Regions from separate parts of the Homo sapiens genome. Here region 1 is linked to region 2. A link is a loop called in an ENCODE intact Hi-C map of the cell type or tissue named here. Cell type or tissue: MCF 10A. All regions are shown on one strand. Links, peaks and the distances in the headings refer to the core of each region. The heading gives the core; the rest is flanking DNA. Region 1 holds the start of LOC105373075 (a long non-coding RNA gene). Region 2 has its middle 29 kb from the start of WNT7B.

The links. Peaks named below come from ENCODE experiments on the same cell type or tissue, not always from the same donor. Only the 100,000 strongest peaks of a DNase experiment are listed, where the experiment ranks them.
Region 1: it touches region 2 in a loop (15-fold over the local background); 24 of 110 quality-filtered maps call a loop at or near these places.

Annotation. Positions count from the first base shown.
Region 1 is chr22:46,543,336-46,551,718 of GRCh38, reverse strand. It overlaps LINC02925 (long intergenic non-protein coding RNA 2925), which reads right to left. Exons shown (of 2, transcript NR_186692.1): 2 at 3,522-5,031. LOC105373075 (a long non-coding RNA gene) reads right to left here and starts at 2,971. Exons shown (of 2, transcript XR_938316.2): 1 at 2,696-2,971. RefSeq lists enhancers at 1-107, 108-609, 3,860-4,379, 4,380-4,901, 1,756-5,081. In MCF 10A, for the core only: no CTCF peak of the experiment used is centred there; a DNase peak (open chromatin) is centred at 4,118.
Region 2 is chr22:46,002,440-46,010,822 of GRCh38, reverse strand. It overlaps the pseudogene LOC730668. Among named protein-coding and RNA genes, the nearest start is that of WNT7B, 29 kb to the right of the region's middle. RefSeq lists an enhancer at 3,555-4,546. In MCF 10A, for the core only: a CTCF peak has its summit at 4,314 (motif pointing left); DNase peaks (open chromatin) are centred at 2,802, 3,262, 3,582, 4,262 and 1 weaker place.

The DNA of each region.
Region 1 (8,383 bases), core at 2,037-6,036, 540 kb before region 2:
GACGGAGATGGCCTCATGGGCTGCTCCAGCACCAGCCTGTGCAATGTGGTCCGTGTGGCCAGAGAGCTGGAGGCTAGGGGCTTGGCATTCCTGGGACCCAGAAGCGGCTAGGAGACTGTCGGGGCCTGCAGCAGCATGGGAGCAGGGGGTAGCAGATGGAGGGTCCAAGTTCTAGGGCAAGCTGAGGCCAGGAGACCTGTCCCTAGCCCCCCACCTGCCAACGCCAGCGGGAGCCAGGACAGCGGGACATGGGTCCTTCAGGGGACAGCAGGCTGGAGGATGAGGAGGCAGAGACTCAGGCTGGAGGCCCTGAGAACCCCTGTCACCAGGCGGCCACATAAGCCACATCATCCCCTCAAGCACCCAGAAACTGGAGAGACGGCAGTGGAGGAGGGGAGGGATCTGGGGTCTGATGTCACAGGGCTGGCCTCGGTTTTTTGTTTTTTGTTTTTTTTTTAGATGGAGTCTCACTCAGAACGCCCAGGCTGGAGTGCAATGGCGTGATCTTGGCTCACTGCAACCTCCTCCTCCCGGGTTCAAGTGATTCTCTGGCCTCAGCCTCCTGAGTAGCTGGGATTACAGGCGCATGCCACCATGCCTGGCTAATTTTTGTGTTTTTAGTAGGGATGGGGTTTCACCATGTTGGTCAGGCTGGTCTCAAACTCCTGACCTCATGATCTGCCCACCTCGGCCTCCCAAAGTGCTGGGATTACAGGCATGAGCCACTGTGCCCAGCTGGGCTGGCCTCGTTTTGTGCCCACTGCCCAGCAGAAGGGGCTCAGGAGGACACTCAGAGGGTTACAGGCAAAGCAGAGAAGCTACACCTTCTCTGGGCATGTGGGGCATAGAGGGAGGTAGAGTTTTTTTGGACCCTGGAAATGTGGGGTCCGTCCCCCTCTTATTTCCCGGAAGAGCCCCAATTTGTTACCATGTCCACACCCCAAAATTAGAGGGGAGATTCTGATTTACACTAAAGCCAAAGCTCTGTCCTGTTGGGCCATGGCCAGGGCATTCACCAAACTCCCCCTCCATGGCCCAGCTCCCGACACCGGGGATGTCTGGCCTCTCTCTGGGGAGATCCCACATTCCCTGCAGTCCACCTCCCATCCAGAAGCTTCTGGAATCCCTCCCTCCTGCCCCAGGTCTGCCTTCCCCTCCACAAGCCTCACCTCCAGTCCTTTCCTTGGAGATGCCATCCCCACCTCCAGGAGCCCACCCAGACGGACCCAGTGAGAAAGGCTGCCTGGCTCTGGGCTTGTCCCGGGAGGCAGAACCTGCCGCATGGACTGGCCCCGACTGCCCTGCTCCGCGGTGAAGGCAGGTAGGACAGGATAGGCATCCCCACCCCTCTCCTCTGGCCTTCGCCTCACTGGCCAGAGAAGAGCCCCTTGCAGGAGTGAACGGGGTGGGAGATGGGGAGAAAGCCCGGCCTGAAGGAGTGGGTGCTGGTGCCTGTCCCACTGCTCTAATTCCTGCTGCTGTCCCCACGCTGATCACAAAAGGACACGATCATATTCACCTGACTGGGGTGCGGGAGCGGGGGCCTCTCGGAGCCCCTTCTCCACACGGGTTGGGGGGCTTCACCCGCCAGTATTGCCACAGTAAAGGGGCCAGGTGTCCACATTTACAGAGGCAGAAACAAAGAGATTCAACCCCCCTCATCACTGCAGGTGGGTGAGCAGTGACTCTCAAATGTTGGAACTGCTGACTATGAGAAAGACAAGAACTCTCGTTATCTCTGAGACTGGCAGCCTGGGGACAGTAGTCCCCTCCTCCACCAAAGAAGCTCCTGGGTGGGACTTTGGGGTAACCCACCTCTTGGCTGGCCAGAGTCATTGTGGGTGGGTTCTGGTGCCCTGTGTGTTATGCTGGGCAGACATCCTTTCAGGATGGAAAGCCGCCTCTTCACCTGTGTCCTCCGGCAACATCTCACCATGGGCCTCTGGTTCTATGCTCAACTGGTCTCCTCCCCGACCCCTGCTCTTCTCCAGCCACCCATGCTCTCAGATGCACAGCTGACCTTGTCCCTCTACAGCTGAAAATCCCCAGTGCCTGCAGTACAAAGGCCAGACCCCTTAACCCACCCCTGCCTACCTCTGGCCTCAACTCCCACCCTACTCTCCACCCCTACGATTTCACCCCTCAGTAATATTAAATTGCCTATAGTCACAAATTCTCCCCTGCCACACAGAGTCTGTTTGATTCCTCTAGGTCTTTGTATATGTTTTTCCCCTTGGCTGGAATTCAACATTCTTGTCTGCCTGGAGAACCTTCAAAACCCAGTTACCCTGGACAGCTTTCACAGACACCCCCCTTCACTGTCTCTCTAGAGTGACCTGTCCCTTGGTTTTGCTCCACAGTATTTGACCGAGTATGTGTGTATGTCTGTCTCCCCAGCACAGCAGACGGGACTTACCAAGGGCGGGCCACATATCTGAAAAATTAGGGGCAGAGTCCAGCACAGGGCTGGGCACAGGCAGGCCCCCAACAATGGTGCATGGCCCAGATGAAATGAAGCAGCTTTGCCCCAGTCTTGGCCTCAGGAAGCATCTCTGAAGTGTGGTGAGGATTTGGGGGTCACAGTGGGTACCCCCCAAAGGCCAGCCTTGGGAATGCTCCTGGCTTCCACTCAAACAAAGCCCCCCTTCTCCTCCCAGAACACCCTGGCCAGGAGTGACACTGATGGATCACTCACCCTCCTGCCGACTGCACAGCCCCGTCCTGGACTCTGGCAGACCACGAGCACTGGCTTCCCAGCAGAACCTGGCTTGACCCCAACAAGGCAGACATTGTGACGTTCACCCATGTAGAGATGTAGAGAGAGCCATCTCAGACCGCTGACCTCCGCAACCAGCAGATAATCAGCATCTTGTTTAAGACTAAGTTAACTTTAAGACTAAGTTTGGGCCGGGCGTGGTGGCTCACGCCTGTAATCCCAGCACTTTGGGAGGCTGAGGCGGGCGGATCACAAGTTCAGGAGATCGAGACCATCCTGGTTAACACGGTAAAACCCTGTCTCTACTAAGAAAAAAAAAATTAGCCGGGCGTGGTGGTGGGCACCTGTAGTCCCAGCTACTCGGGAGGCTGAGGCAGGAGAATGGCATGAACCCAGGAGGTGGAGCTTGCAGTGAGCTGAGATCGCGCCACTGCACTCCAGCTGGCGACACAGCGAGACTCTGTCTCAAAACAAAACAAAACAAAACAAAACACTAAGTTTGTGTGGCTGGGTGCAGTGGCTCATACCTGTAATCCTAGTACTTTGGGAGGCCAAGGCGGGTGGATCACCTGAGGTCAGGAGTTCGAGACCAGCCTGGCCAACATGGTGAAACCTTGTCTCTACTAAAAATACAAAAATTAGCCGGGCATGGTGGTGCATGCCTGTAATCCCAGCTACTCAGGAGGCTGAGGCAGGAGAATTGCTTGAACCCGGGAGATGAAGGTTGCAGTGAGCTGAGATCATGTTACTGCACTCCAGCCTGGGTGAGAGAGTAAGACTCTGTCTCAAAAAAAAAAAAAAAGACTCAGTTTGTAGGATTTTATTACATCAACCAGAGGAGAAGACTGAGGTCCAGAGAGGAAAACAGACTCACCCAAGCTCCCCACCAGGCCTCCTGACTCATTGCCCAGTGCTTCCTGCTTGTCCTGCCTGACCTCCTCACATGACAGGGACAGAGGCCCCAGCTCACACGTCCACTGCTGATTCCGCAGAGGCAAAAGTTCAGAAAAACCAAGCCAAGTCCATTTCTCTGGGTGTGCAGGCGAGCAAATTTTGTGGACAGAGAAGCCTGTGTGCCCTGAATCATGCAAAGGAACCAATTAACCAATTTTAGCAGAAGTTGGAACTTGCAGGAACCGAGCGCTCTGCCAATAGCTCCTCCTTGTCCCCTGTGTCCCCCTGAAGCAGGTGGCGGTGTGCCACGATGTCACCTTGGATTTAGAGTTTCTTAGCTTCGTGAGAGCCCAGAACACATACCGCCTGCATCCCCGAGGCCAGCTGGGTGGCTCTGGCCTATTTATAGTGTCCTCATCCATCTTCTTTTCTTTTGATCAGGGCAGGACCCAATCTCGGAGGAGCTGCAAATCTCGGCATGCTCGACAAATTCCAGCAGGGCATGAATCATGGGCTCCTGCCTCGTGAGGGCCCTCCTCTGCCAGTGGGGCTGGTGGAGCTCTGGGGCTCGCCTGCTGCCCAGCTTGGAGGCAGAGCCGGGCCTGACGGAGTCCTCCCTGCACATTCCAGAGGAGCTCAAGCCAGCTTTCCCCCCGGGATCTCACCTGACACTGCAAGGCAGAGTGCCCCACGAAGAGAGGGTTTCCTTCGCTTGCCTTTTTGCCCTGGCAAGACTGGCAACCAGGAGTCCGTGAGCACCGGTGCCTCCTCAGGGGTGGCACCTCTTTCTGGGAAGCCACACGGGTCTCAGACAGCTGTGCCCTTCCTGCTGCCCTCCAGCTGCCAGAAGGCCATAGTTCCCATGTGCCCTGGAATGTGGGACTCTCTTTGAGACGTCCACTTGGGGACCTGTCCTCAGGCCCTGGGGTCAGCACACAGGTGGGCAGTTTCTTTGGGCTCAGGGTCAGGCTCCTACTGGTGGGTGAAGGCAGCCCTTTGTCTCATGTCTTGCCCCAGCGTTCCTGAGTAGCAGGCTCCCTCCCCCATCCTCTTGGCAGCTGTCCCTCCCTGCTCCCTCCCGGTGACCACAGCCAAGCCAAGAGGCCTGTGCTCTGTTCCCCACACGTCCATGTAGAGTGGCTGGACACCGGTGTTGATTGCTGTGGAGGTGGCTGGAGGGAGTGGACATTCCATTGTAATGATGGCAAAAATAGCCATGATCTTTCAGCCACTGCTGAAACTGCTGGAGTCAGGCCCTTCCCAGGTATGATTTGCCCTCCCTGATGGTGCATTTGTCTCCCAGATGTGCAGATGTGGAAGCCGATGTCCTGGGGATCAGGGGAACCTCATGAGGGAGGAGGCAGGGGGCCAGGACTGGCTCCTGAGCTCTGCAACCCCAGTGTTGCCGTCTGTCTTTTAATCTTTAAAAAGAAGATACAATGATATAATTAGGATGCGGCAATCTCAGCACTGGGAGGCCAAGGCGGGGCGGATCACTTGAGGTCAGGAGTTTGCGACCAGCCTGGCCAACATGGTGAAATCCCATCTCTACTAAAAATGCAAAAAAATTAGCCGGGAGTGATCTCAGCTACTCAGGAGGCTGAGGCAGGAGGATCGCTTGAACCGGGGAGGCGGAGGTTGCAGTGAGCCGAGATCGCACCACTGCACTCCAGCCTGGGCAACAGGGCAAGATTGTGTCTCAAAAAAAACAACAAAAACAAAACCAATAATAATAATTAGAATGCTGACACTGTCTCTAGCTTTTCTGGGTCTCTCCCATTCCTGTAGAATCGTTCTTGCCCACAATCACCTGCCCATCTCTCTTGCACCCCAGAAAAGTTTTGCAAGTTCAGGAAGAGAAAAAAATAATCTGACATGTACTGTCTGTATTCTCCCATGACAATAATCTCTCTGTGGGGGGAGGGGTGTCCATGTCTACCACGGTATTGAATGAATATTGAATGAATGGCTGAATGTGCATGAAGGAAAGGAGACAGTGGGTGGTTCAAGTGTGGTTGTTCTTGCTTCCCCATTCCAATCAGGACATAAGCGGGGGGCCAGGGAGGACAAGGCCAGGCTGGCAGAGTGTCATCAACTCACGGCTGCTGCGGTGGGTGGCCCTCCTGTCCAGCAACAGCATCAGGGGGTGGGTGAGCGTGTTAGGAGGGGACAGAAAAGTAGGGGCCACTGGCTTCCCCCACCCCCAATCTGCCAATCCTACCTCAGAACAGTTTTTTTCTTTTTTTGAGACGGAGTCTCGCTCTGTCACCCAGGCTGGAGTGCAGTGGCTTGATCTCAGCTCACTGCAATCTCTGCCTCCCCGGTTCAAGCAATTCTCTTGCCTCAGGTTCCTGAGTAGCTGGGACTACACGTGCGCACCACCACGCCCAGCTAATTTTTGTGTTTTTAGTAGACATGGGGTTTCACCATGTTGGCCAGGTTGGTCTCGAACTCCTGACCTCAGGTGATCCACCTACCTTGGCCTCCCAAAGTGCTGGGATTACGGTCATGAGCCACCGTGCCTGGCCCTCAGGGCAACTTTAGTGCTCCTCCCTATACCCAGCAGGGGCAGAGGAAAGTCCCCAGGGAAAGTCCTCTTTGAGCCGTTGATGACAGCATGGTTAGTAGTAGTTACAATGCCAAAATATAAAAAGAATAATTTTAAAAAAGATTTTGTGTGCAATTTTGCAGAGGGAATGTCTTGCCCTTTTTTCTCCACTCAAAAGGAAGGGAGGGTATTCAAAAGAGTCCAAAAGTGGAAACAGCCCAAATCCCCACTGGCTGATGAGTAGATAAACAAACTGTAGTGTATCCACAGCGTGACACGTTACTCAGCCTTCAAAAGGAAGGAAGCACCAATTTATGCCCCAATGTGCAGGAACAGTGAAATGTGATGCTGAGAAAGCAGCCAGGCCCAAGAGGCCACACAGTGTGTGACTCCACTGACACAAACCACCCAGGACAGGCAAATCCATAGAGTCAGGAAGCCAGTTATCAGTTGCTGGGGGCTGGCAGGGGATTGATGATGACTTTGGGGCTTCTTTTTGGGGTGATCCAATGTTCTGGAATTAGATAGCGGTGATGACTACACAACTCTGTGACTATACTGAAAGCATTGAATTGTACACTTTAAAGTGGGTAATTTTTAAGATATGTGAAGTGTGTCTCCTTTTTTTTTTCTTTTTACATTTATTTTTTGGGCCGGGTGCAATGGCTCACACCTGTAATCCCAGCTCTTTGGGAGGTTGAGGTGGGCAGATCACGAAGTCAAGAGATTGAGACCATCCTGGCCAACATGGTGAAACCCCATCTCTACTAAAAATACAAAAATTAGCTGGGCGTGGTGGTGCACACCTGTAGTCCCAGCCACTCAGGAGGCTGAGGAGGAGATCAAGGAGAATCGCTTGAACCCGGGAGGTGGAGGTTGCAGTGAGCTGAGATTGCGCCATTGCACTCCAGCCTGGGGACAGAGTGAGAGTCCGTCTCAAAAAAAAAAAAATTTTTTTTTTTTAGAGATGGGGTTTCATTATGTTACCCAGGCTGGTCCTGAACTCCTGGGCTCAAGTGATCCACCCACCTTGGCCTCCCAAAGTGTTGGGATTGCCGGCATGTGCCACCGTACCTGGCCCTTGATCTCATTTTTTTTTTTTTGAGACGGAGTCTCACTCTGTCACCCAGGCTGGAGTGCAGTGGCACGATCTCGGCTCACTGCAAGCTCCGCCTCCCGGGTTCACGCCATTCTCCTGCCTCAGCCTTCCGAATAGCTGGGACTACAGACACCCGCCACTACGCCCGGCTAATTTTTTTGTGTTTTTAGTGGAGACAGGGTTTCGCCGTGTTAGCCAGGATGGTCTCCATCTCCTGACCTCATGATCCGCCCGCCTCGGCCTCCCAAAGTGCTGGGATTACAGGCGTGAGCCACCGCACCAAGGTTGCAGGGAAATGTAATAGTTTAACTTGAGAACTTAAATGTAGGTCACTCAGACTTCTCTTAGAGATAGAGATGGTGCAAGAAAATGCAGGTTTTGCCGGGCGCAGTGGCTCATGCCTGTAATCCCAGTACTTTGGGAGGCTGAGGTGGGTGGATCACCTGAGGTCAGGAGTTCGTGACCACCCTGACCAACATGGAGAAACATCATCTCTACTAAAAGTACAAAAAATTAGCCAGGTGTGGTGGCGCATGCCTGTAATCCCAGCTACATGGGAGGCTGAGGCAGGAGAATCGCTTGAACCTGGGAGTTGGAGGTTGCAGTGAGCCAAGATCGTGCCATTGCATTCCATCCTGGGTGACAAGAGTGAAACAAAAATAAATAAATAAATAAATAAATAAGGCCAGACATAGAGGCTTATGCCTGTAATGCCAGCACTCTGGGAGGCTGAGGAGGGAAGATAGCTTGAGGTTGGGAGTTTGAGACCAGTCTGGGCAATGTAGCAAGACCCTGTCACTACAAACATTAAAAAGAAAAAATTAGCCAAGCATAGTGGTATGTGCCTGTAGTCCCAGCTACTCAGGAGGCTGAGGCAGAAGGATCACTTGCGCCCAGGGGTTTGAGGCTGCAGTGAGCTGTGGTCATGCCACTGCCCTCCAGCTTGGGTGACAGAGTGAGACCCAGTTTCAGGGAAATAAAAAGGGAGGGAGGTATGTAAAGAAGAACAGTAATCAGTAATCAGTAAACAGTAATCAGGGCCGGGCGCAGGCTCACGCCTGTAATCCCAGCACTTTGGGAGGCTGAGGCGGGCGGATCACAAGGTCAGGAGATCAAGACCATCCTG
Region 2 (8,383 bases), core at 2,697-6,696:
ACATTAATGGATCGAGTGAGTATAGAAAGAGTTCTTTCTTTTGTTCATTCATTCACTCCATTTATTGACTGACTCATTGATTCATTCAGAAAACACCAGTGGTGTGGCATCCATCCTCTGGCCTAGGCTGGGTGCCAGGTGCAGAACATTCAACCGTGAGACTGCAGTCATGACTCCTGCTTTCATGGCAGGCAGAGTCACATGGGTAAGAGGATGTGGGGGAGACACACATGAGAATGAACAAGGCCTCCAGGAAGGTGGGGTAGGAGCCGAGAGGGATCAGAGAGATTATGAGTTTCGTGCCCTATTCCATGGGTGGAAAACTGAGGCACAGAGGGATACTCATGCCACATAGAACCTGGATAACTCCCCAGAGCTTCTGGGTCCACAGTCATCCAAGCTGCAAACGCCGCTGAGAATCCTGAGGAGGGGAGGCTCCTTCCAGGTGTTGGGAGTGGCTTGGGAGTGCTCCAGCAACCCCGCATGCCCCAAGCACTGCTTATGGGCCAGGCTGGGGTGGGGAATGCTGAGAGCACTGGGGAGAACCTGTTCTTGGGACTGACTTCCAGATTAAGACAATCTTGCTTCGAGGGGCTGTGTGGCTGGCTTTAAGCACCAGGAAGTTCTGATCTTCTCACCTGTTCTAGTTAATTAGTGCTGCATAACAAACAGCCCCAAAACAGTGACTAAAACTACAGCCACTTTATTACGCTCAGGAATTCTGTCCTGAAAGGGCACAGTAGGGACAACTCCACTCTACTCTGTGTGGTTCAGTGGCTCACCCGAGACAACTCAAATGGCTGGGGGCCGGGACACCTGCTGCTGGTGGATCCACTTCCAAGATGGCTTCTGCATTCGCATGGCTGGTGCCTGGGCTGGGCTGGCTGGAAGGCTGGAACTGTCAACCAGTGCACCCCCATGTGACTCCTCATGGAGCTTGGGCTTCCTCACAGCATGGAAGTCTCAGGTTGTTGAACTTCCTTCTTAGATGGCAACTTAGGACTCCAAGTTATAAGCCATATGGTCTTTTATGAGTGAGCCTTGGAAGTTACCCAACAACACTTCTGCCGCATTGTCTTGGCTGAAGTAGTCACAAGCCCACCTGGATTCAAGAGGAGAGGCCATAGGGCCCACGCTTCAATGGGAGAAGGACCAAGGACTTTGCAGCCATATTTAACACTGCCACACTAGCCTCCAATTTCCTCCTTTCCTCTCTGAAAATTCTGCCATCTGCCAAAGTTGGGCTTAAATTCCAAGCCAGAAAAACTTCCTGCTAATTCCTATCCCCAGTAACACTTCCTGCCCACCGCTGCATTCTTGGTTATGGTTGCTCTAATAAGTAATGGGGACAGTCATGAATGTGATGCCCCTCACTTGGCAACCATGCCCATGTGTTCACACATGTATATTCTTCTTTGGTTCTTAGAGTAATCCTGTGAGGCATTTTAGATGAGCGAGTGGGCATCTCACATGGAGTTTTGCGGGGTGAGTAGGAGTTTTCCTGACAGACAGGGTTTGAGGAAAAGTATGATGAGCTTGGGCACATGTACAGTTGGGTGGGGCTGGAGGACAGTGTCACTGACTTGAGGCAAGAGGCTTCTCTGTGGAGAAGTGCTCCACACAGTCCTCTGTTTTAGGAAGACTCCTCTGGCCCAGACAGTGTGAAGGCTGGAAGCTGGCCTGGGGGAGCTGGCACTGAGGCTCATTCATGGACCCCCACAAGTGCCTGTCTGCCTGTGCCTCCTACGTGGTTTCACGAGTCCTTTCAACCATTATCTGGGTGGGCATTGTCAACCCATTTTACAGATGAGAAAGCCGGGCTGGGCGCAGTGGCTCATGCCTGTAATCCCAGCACTTTGGGAAGCTGAGGCGGGCAGATCACTTGAGCTGAGTTTGAGACCAGTATGGGCAACATAGGGAGACCCTGTCGCTACAAAAATGAACCAACAAACAAAAATTAGCCAGGCATGGTGGTGTGCACCTGTGGTCCCAGCTACTCGAGAGACTGAGGCGGGAGGATTGCTTGAGCCCAGGAGGTAGAGGTTGCAGTGAGCCATGATCGCACCACAGCACTCCAGCCTGGGTGACAGAGAAAGACCCTATCTACAAAACACACACACACACACACACACACACACAAAACAGATGAGAAAACTGAGGCACCAAGAGGTGTTTCTGGAATCCAAACTTGGCAGGAAGGCTAGGAGCAGGGTTGGGAGCTGCCCTTGTCTCCTCCACAGGCAGGAAGCTTGTCCTCCCTCTCCAGCACCTCAGCTGCCCCTGCCACCCCCACCCCTCTCAGCCCTGACCCTGTGGTCCAGAAAGGCCTCTGGAGGCCAGCTGTGGGTGGCAGGGCCTCTGGCTTACACCAGCGGGCAGCAGGGAGTGTAGTCACCTGCTCACTCGTGTCTGGTGCTCTTTGTGGCTATAGGAAGCAGAGGACAGGTGCTGGGAGGAGGGCTGGCCTGAGGGGAAACTGAGGCCTGGGACTGCGGGGTCAGGGCTTGGTCTCTGCCACTGAGTTTGCACCTGGCTTCCCCTCATGCCTGGCCATTTGGTTCCGGCTCTTGAAATAGATCCTCTGCCCACCTGGTAGCTGGCCGGCCATGGGCCGTGCCACGCCACCTGCCTGCTGCAGCCCAGCCCGGTCACCCCGAAACGCTGACAAAAGCCAGCTGCTCTCCCAGCAGTCGCTCGGCAGGCAGACACCCGGAGGCGTGACGCCTGCCCTCGTCTGGCACCGAGGCTGCCAGGAGGGCGCTGACGCAGCTCTCCCCACTCCCACTCCCAGGGGCTCCGCAGCTCCTTTCTGGAATGGCTTCCCGATGAGGTAATGCAGCTCGGAGCACAGGAGGAGGCCACTGGGAAACGCTGCTGGCCAGGCCCCAGCTCCCCGGGAAGATGGCTGCCGTGGCCTCCCTGCCCTGCCTGCCCGACGCCACCGCACAAGGGCCTGGCAGGCTGAGAACAGGAGCCGGACTTCAGGCCGGAGGCTTGGCGGCCTCACTCTGGAGTGGCCAGGGGGACCCAGACATTTACTCATCTCCCGGCCGAGGTGGTGCAGGCCTCAGCCTGGGCCTGCAGCCTCACTCTGATCCTTAGAGGCCCCTGCCCTGAGAACACGCCGCCCCCGGGCACACGCGGAGAAACAGAGGCCGTGCCCAGGGTTATAGCAGGAATCAAGGTCTGTTCTCGCCCTGCAGCCCTGGGGGCAAGGGCAGGCCTCCCTCCACACGCATCGCATCGGGTCTGGGAACAGCACCATGAGCTTGCTCCGACCTGCCAAGCGGCTTTTTCCTGGAACATGAGTCTTTTCCGGGCACGGAGCAGAGCACTCAGGCCACCGGCCCTCCTATGCTGGGAGCAGGGGGAGATGCCGGCTGGCCGAGCAAGGAGGCCCCTGGGGCTGTCCACCCGGTGTCCCTCTCAGGGCCCCTCTTGGCCCCATGAAAAGGCGGCACCCCCACCCCTTGCCTCTCCTAGCGCTGCCAGGCTCCCCTGCAGGTGTGACCTGCCTCGCAGAAGCTGCTGAGAGGCAGGAACTGAGCAGGGAAGTGTCCCAAGGGGTGACTCACTTCCCTCACCCACGTTTCCCCCTCTCCCTGCCAGGCCCTGCGCTGGGCGGGCCCTAGGGCCACAGGGACCAGCATGGCCCGGCAGCCCCGGACCTCCCAGGTGGAAGGAAGGACCCGGAGAACTGGAAACATCCTTGCATAGCAGCCCCCGAGTTGGAGGCAGCCACTCGGCACCTGGCACCTGGCCCAGGGGGGCCTCCTGCGGACTCACGTGGGCTCTGGGAGGTGGAGGAGGGTCACTTCCCCCAGGGGAGAGCGGAGAAGGCTGGCAGGACCCTGCTGTGGGTGTGACTGGGACCGTGCTGGGCCCTGCGTTGGCCAGCAGTGTCCCGAGCGGGCCTCCGCGCCGGCAGGCCCAGCTGGGCCTATTTCTGACTCGAATTTGTTGCGAAACGTCGGCAAATCCCCTGCCCTGGCTGGGCCTCAATTTCCCCATCTGCAGACAGGAGGCGGGCGAGAGGGCCCCCTGGACTTCAGGGCCCGTGGGTCTGACGGCCAGGGCTGCAGCTGAATCTCCGAGTTGGAGATGCCTGGTGGGGTGCAGCACACCCTGCGTGCACAGATGAGGGCCGGGCTGGCTCCAGGCGTGCGGGAGGCAGCAGTGGAGCTGGGATCGGAGTCTGGACTCCTCTGCTGGCCTCGAGTGACCCCGGGGGCCTTCTTGTCCCCCCTCCTTGCAGGAAGCACAGGCACCAGCTCCTGAAAGCAGAACAGCTCCCCTCTGCTGCCCCCTGGTGGCTGCAGTGACACATGGTGGCCCAGTCCAGAGCCAGGGCACCCCCAGGGTCACCGACACCCTCAAAGTCATGAGCTCCCCTGGGGCCATGGGTGTCGTAGGGCTGGGGCCACCCTCTCTGGGAGCCCTGGGTGAGAGTGTCACTTGTGATATTTCATTGAATCTTCACCCCTCCCACACACAAGAGAGGGATGATCATGTTTGCCGCTTCACAGCTGGGTTGTCAGTTTCAGGGGGCAGAGCCTGCAGGAAGCTGGGGCCGGAGAGGTTTGAAGTCAGATATTCCAGTGGAAAGTGCTCCCCTCCCCTCCAGTCAACAGCCACCTGGGGCTTCAGGCTCTAGGAGGGGAGGAGTGGGTGGGGAAGGTCGAGGCTTATTATTCTTCGGGGTGTGGGGGTGGTCACTAAAATGGGACCTGGTGGCCGGGCACAGTGGCTCACGCCTGTAATCCCAGCACTTTGGGAGGCCGAGGCGGGCGGATTACCTGAGGTCAGGAGTTCTTGACCAGCCTGGCCAACGTGGTGAAACCTTGTCTCTACTAAAAATACAAAACTTAGCTGGGCATGGTGGCACACACCTGTAATCCCAGCTACTCAGGAGGCTGAGGCAGGAGAATTGCTTGAGCCCAGGAGATGGAGGTTGCAGTGAGCTGAGATCATGCCACTGCACTCCAGCCTGGCCGACAGAGCTGGACTGTCTCAAAAAAAAAAAAAAAAAAAGAAAGAAAGAAAGACGGGACCTGGCTTCCTAACTGAGGGAAACTGAAGAGAAGGGCCCAGTTCACGGGAATAAGGTGCCAGTTTGGGATGCCCCTACAGGGCCCTAGGTGCAGGGGACAGGGCTGAGGGAGCGGGGGAGGCGCCAAGATGTCAAGGCCGGCAGCCGTTCTCCTGGGGCAGAGGGCCAGTGCCCATGCCCGCACCTTGGGTCCCCAGGGCAGCCAGGTGGAGCCATACCACCTCCTCGGGCTTCACCTGCAAGCCCAGGCCCTGTGCTCACTGAGCCCCCACGCCCGCCAGGCCACTTCCAGAGGCTGTGCACACCCTCTGCCCAGATCCAGGAGAGGGGCTTTCACACAAGGAGGGAGAGGCTCAGAACCCTGGCAACCTACCCAAGGCATGGCACATGGGGCTACACGGGTGGATTGGAAGCTGGGTTGGCCACCTGAACCCCTGGGGTCCTGGCATTTCCAATGTCACCATCAGAAGGGTGGATGGAGGCCGGGCGTGGTGGCTCATGCCTGTAATCCCAGCATTTTGGGAGGCCGAGGCAGGCGGATCACCTGAGGTCAGGAGTTCGAGGCCAGCCTGGCCAACATGGTGAAACCCCGTCTCTCCTAAAAACACAAAAATTAGCCAAGCATGGTGGCAGGTGCCTGTAGTCTCAGCTACTTGGGAGAATGAGGCAGAAGAATCGCTTGAACTCGGGAGGCGGAGGTTGCAGTGAGCTGAGATCACACCACTGCACTCCAACCTGTGCGACAGGGCAAGACTCTGTCTCAAAAAAAAAAAAAAAAAGAAAAAAGTAAAAGAAAAAAGAATGGAGGACGGAAGGGCCACACCATGCAGGTGCTGGGGTCCTGGCGTTTCATTTTCAATGTCACCATCAGAATGGAGGATGGGAGGCCGCCCCGCGAATGGAGGGCGGGAGAGCCATGCCATGCAGGTGCTGCCTGCTTGGGTTCCTGTGCTGGGACTGCCTCTCTCATCTATCACCTTGCACCTCCATCGCTGTGACACCCTTCACCCGCCGGGCCCCCACAAAACATGCTTGGGCTCTGCAGCCAGACTCCATCCTCCCCCACCAACCGTCCGACTCCTAGAGCCCTCTCCTGGACCCCCAGCACAGCGCGTGCGTGACGGAACCCTGCAGAGCCACTTCCTGTTAGAATCAGAAGGGCTGTCAGCCACTAAACCCAAGTGCCAACTTTTGGTGACGGAGAAATAGATCCAGATAGAGGGAGGACTTGATCAGGCCCAGGGTGGCCAGAGACCCTTTGGACTGCGACCAGAATCCCAGGGGCCTGTCACCGGCCCAGCGTCTGAGGTCCTGAATCCCTGGAAATCAATAAAGGCAGGCAGGTGGGAGGCTGGAGGCCTCGCAGCCCACCCAACCCACATCCACCACACTCTCACACCAAGCCCTCAGCGTGCTCGGAGCATGGCGGTGGGCTTTACCCCTCCAGCCCCTCTACCTGGGATGCCACACAACTCTTCAGGGCCAGGGGAGTCCCCTCCTAGGGCCACCGTCCCCAAGGCACCCAGGGATGAGTCACTCTCTCTCACCCCAGGCCACCCAGGAGAGTTGACATCAGTCACATGTCTGCCCCTCAGACTGGGAGAACCCTGGAGCAGGGACCCCATCCCCTGCCTCTGTGAATCCCTAGCATTGGCCCATGGTGTGAACACCAGCAGCCACAGCACTGAGACCTAGCCAGGGCTTCCCAGTTTCCTGGGCACCAGCTGTTCTTCGCAGCCTCTTCCATGCTTGCTGGGAAGCAAGGTCTATCATGACCCTAGGCGCAGAAGGACAAGAAACAGAGAGGTTGAGTAAGATGCCCGACGACACACAGCTGGAGTCAGCAGAGGCTGGAAGGGTGCTGGGCGGCCTGGCTCCCAGCACGAGGCATCCTACCTGAGGACAGTAGACGGGCAGCTAAAGGACCCTCAGCTGACCACACAGGCCGGGCCTGGGCATGTCTGCGGCATGACCCCCTTGGGCCTTGTCACCTCCTCTCATCCCCTAGATCGCAGGACAGCAAGGTGGTCACACCCAGATTGCCTGAGTGTGCATTCTTTCCTTCCACGTCGGAGCACTTGGTCGGAATCCTGCCCACACAGGATGCACCTCACGAGGTGTTCACTCACCAGTCTCCCAGAGCAGAGGGGTCTGGGGAGAGGGGACACAAGATGGCATTGGGAGTGACAGCAAGACTGACTGTCTTGCGGGGCCCTCAGGCGCTGGCCTCCAAGGCCAGGTCCCCCAGGAAAAGCCTAGACAGAGGGGAGCAGGAAACCCGGTCCCAGCCCAGGGCGCCCACTCCCTGCCGGCCAGGCCAAGCCTCCCGCGTCCGGCCTCCTGGGTGCTGCTCACTCATCCATCAGACCAGTGTGATGGGGTCATTCGCTCCCATTCCCAGGCGGGGGAGGCTCCAGGAGATGTGGGTGGATGTGGGTTTACCCTGTGGATGGCCTGAGGCCTGAGGACTAGGAAGGTCCATCTATCTGTCCCTTGGCAGATGGCCACAGTGCCCAGGGCGACAACAGGGTGAGCTCTGCTCACATGGGTCCTGATGCAGATAGGGGGTGTCTGGGCCCCTGTCACCCCTGTGGAGTCTTCCTCGCCTTCCTCTGGGCGGGTCTTCTCAGGTCCAGCTCAAGGGCATCTGGGAGGGGAGGTGGCCTGAAAGCTCGGAGGCCCTGCAAAGCTGGCTGCAGTTAGGAAAGCCACTAAGTCATTATTTTGGGGTTAAATCAGAACTAATCTACCCAAGCCAATGGCTGGGTCCCCTGAAGGGAGGACACTCATGACTCAGCTGCTTGAGCCTGGGGAAGTGGTGTCCCTGAGATCCAGGAATGTGAGGGAGGATGACACCATCCACCAGGCCTGGCCCAGCGGGAGCAGCTAGTGTGGCTGCCTCTCGCTGTGCCCACCCCACCCTCAGCATCTGGCTTTGTCCACCTCTGGCCAAGGCCCACTCTGTTTGGGCTGCACTGTTGCCCGGAAGCCCTCCATGCCCCAGCGAGAGTCTCCCTCCCTGGCCTCTGTCCCTCCATTTCTCCATCAGTGGCCACCAGGGCAGTTTTCTTTTTCTTTTCTTTTTTTTTTTTTTGAGACGGAGTCTCACTCGCCCAGGCCGAAGTGCGGTGGCACGATCTCGGCTCACTGCAACCTCCGCCTGCCGGGTTCAAGCAATTCTCCTGCCTCAGCCTCCTGAGTAGCTGAGACTACAAGCACGCGCCACCATGCCCGGCTAATTATTTGTACTTTTAGTAGAGATGGGGTTTCACCATGCTGGTCAGGCTGGTCTCGAACTCCTGACCTCGTGATCTGCCTGCTTCAGCCTCCCAA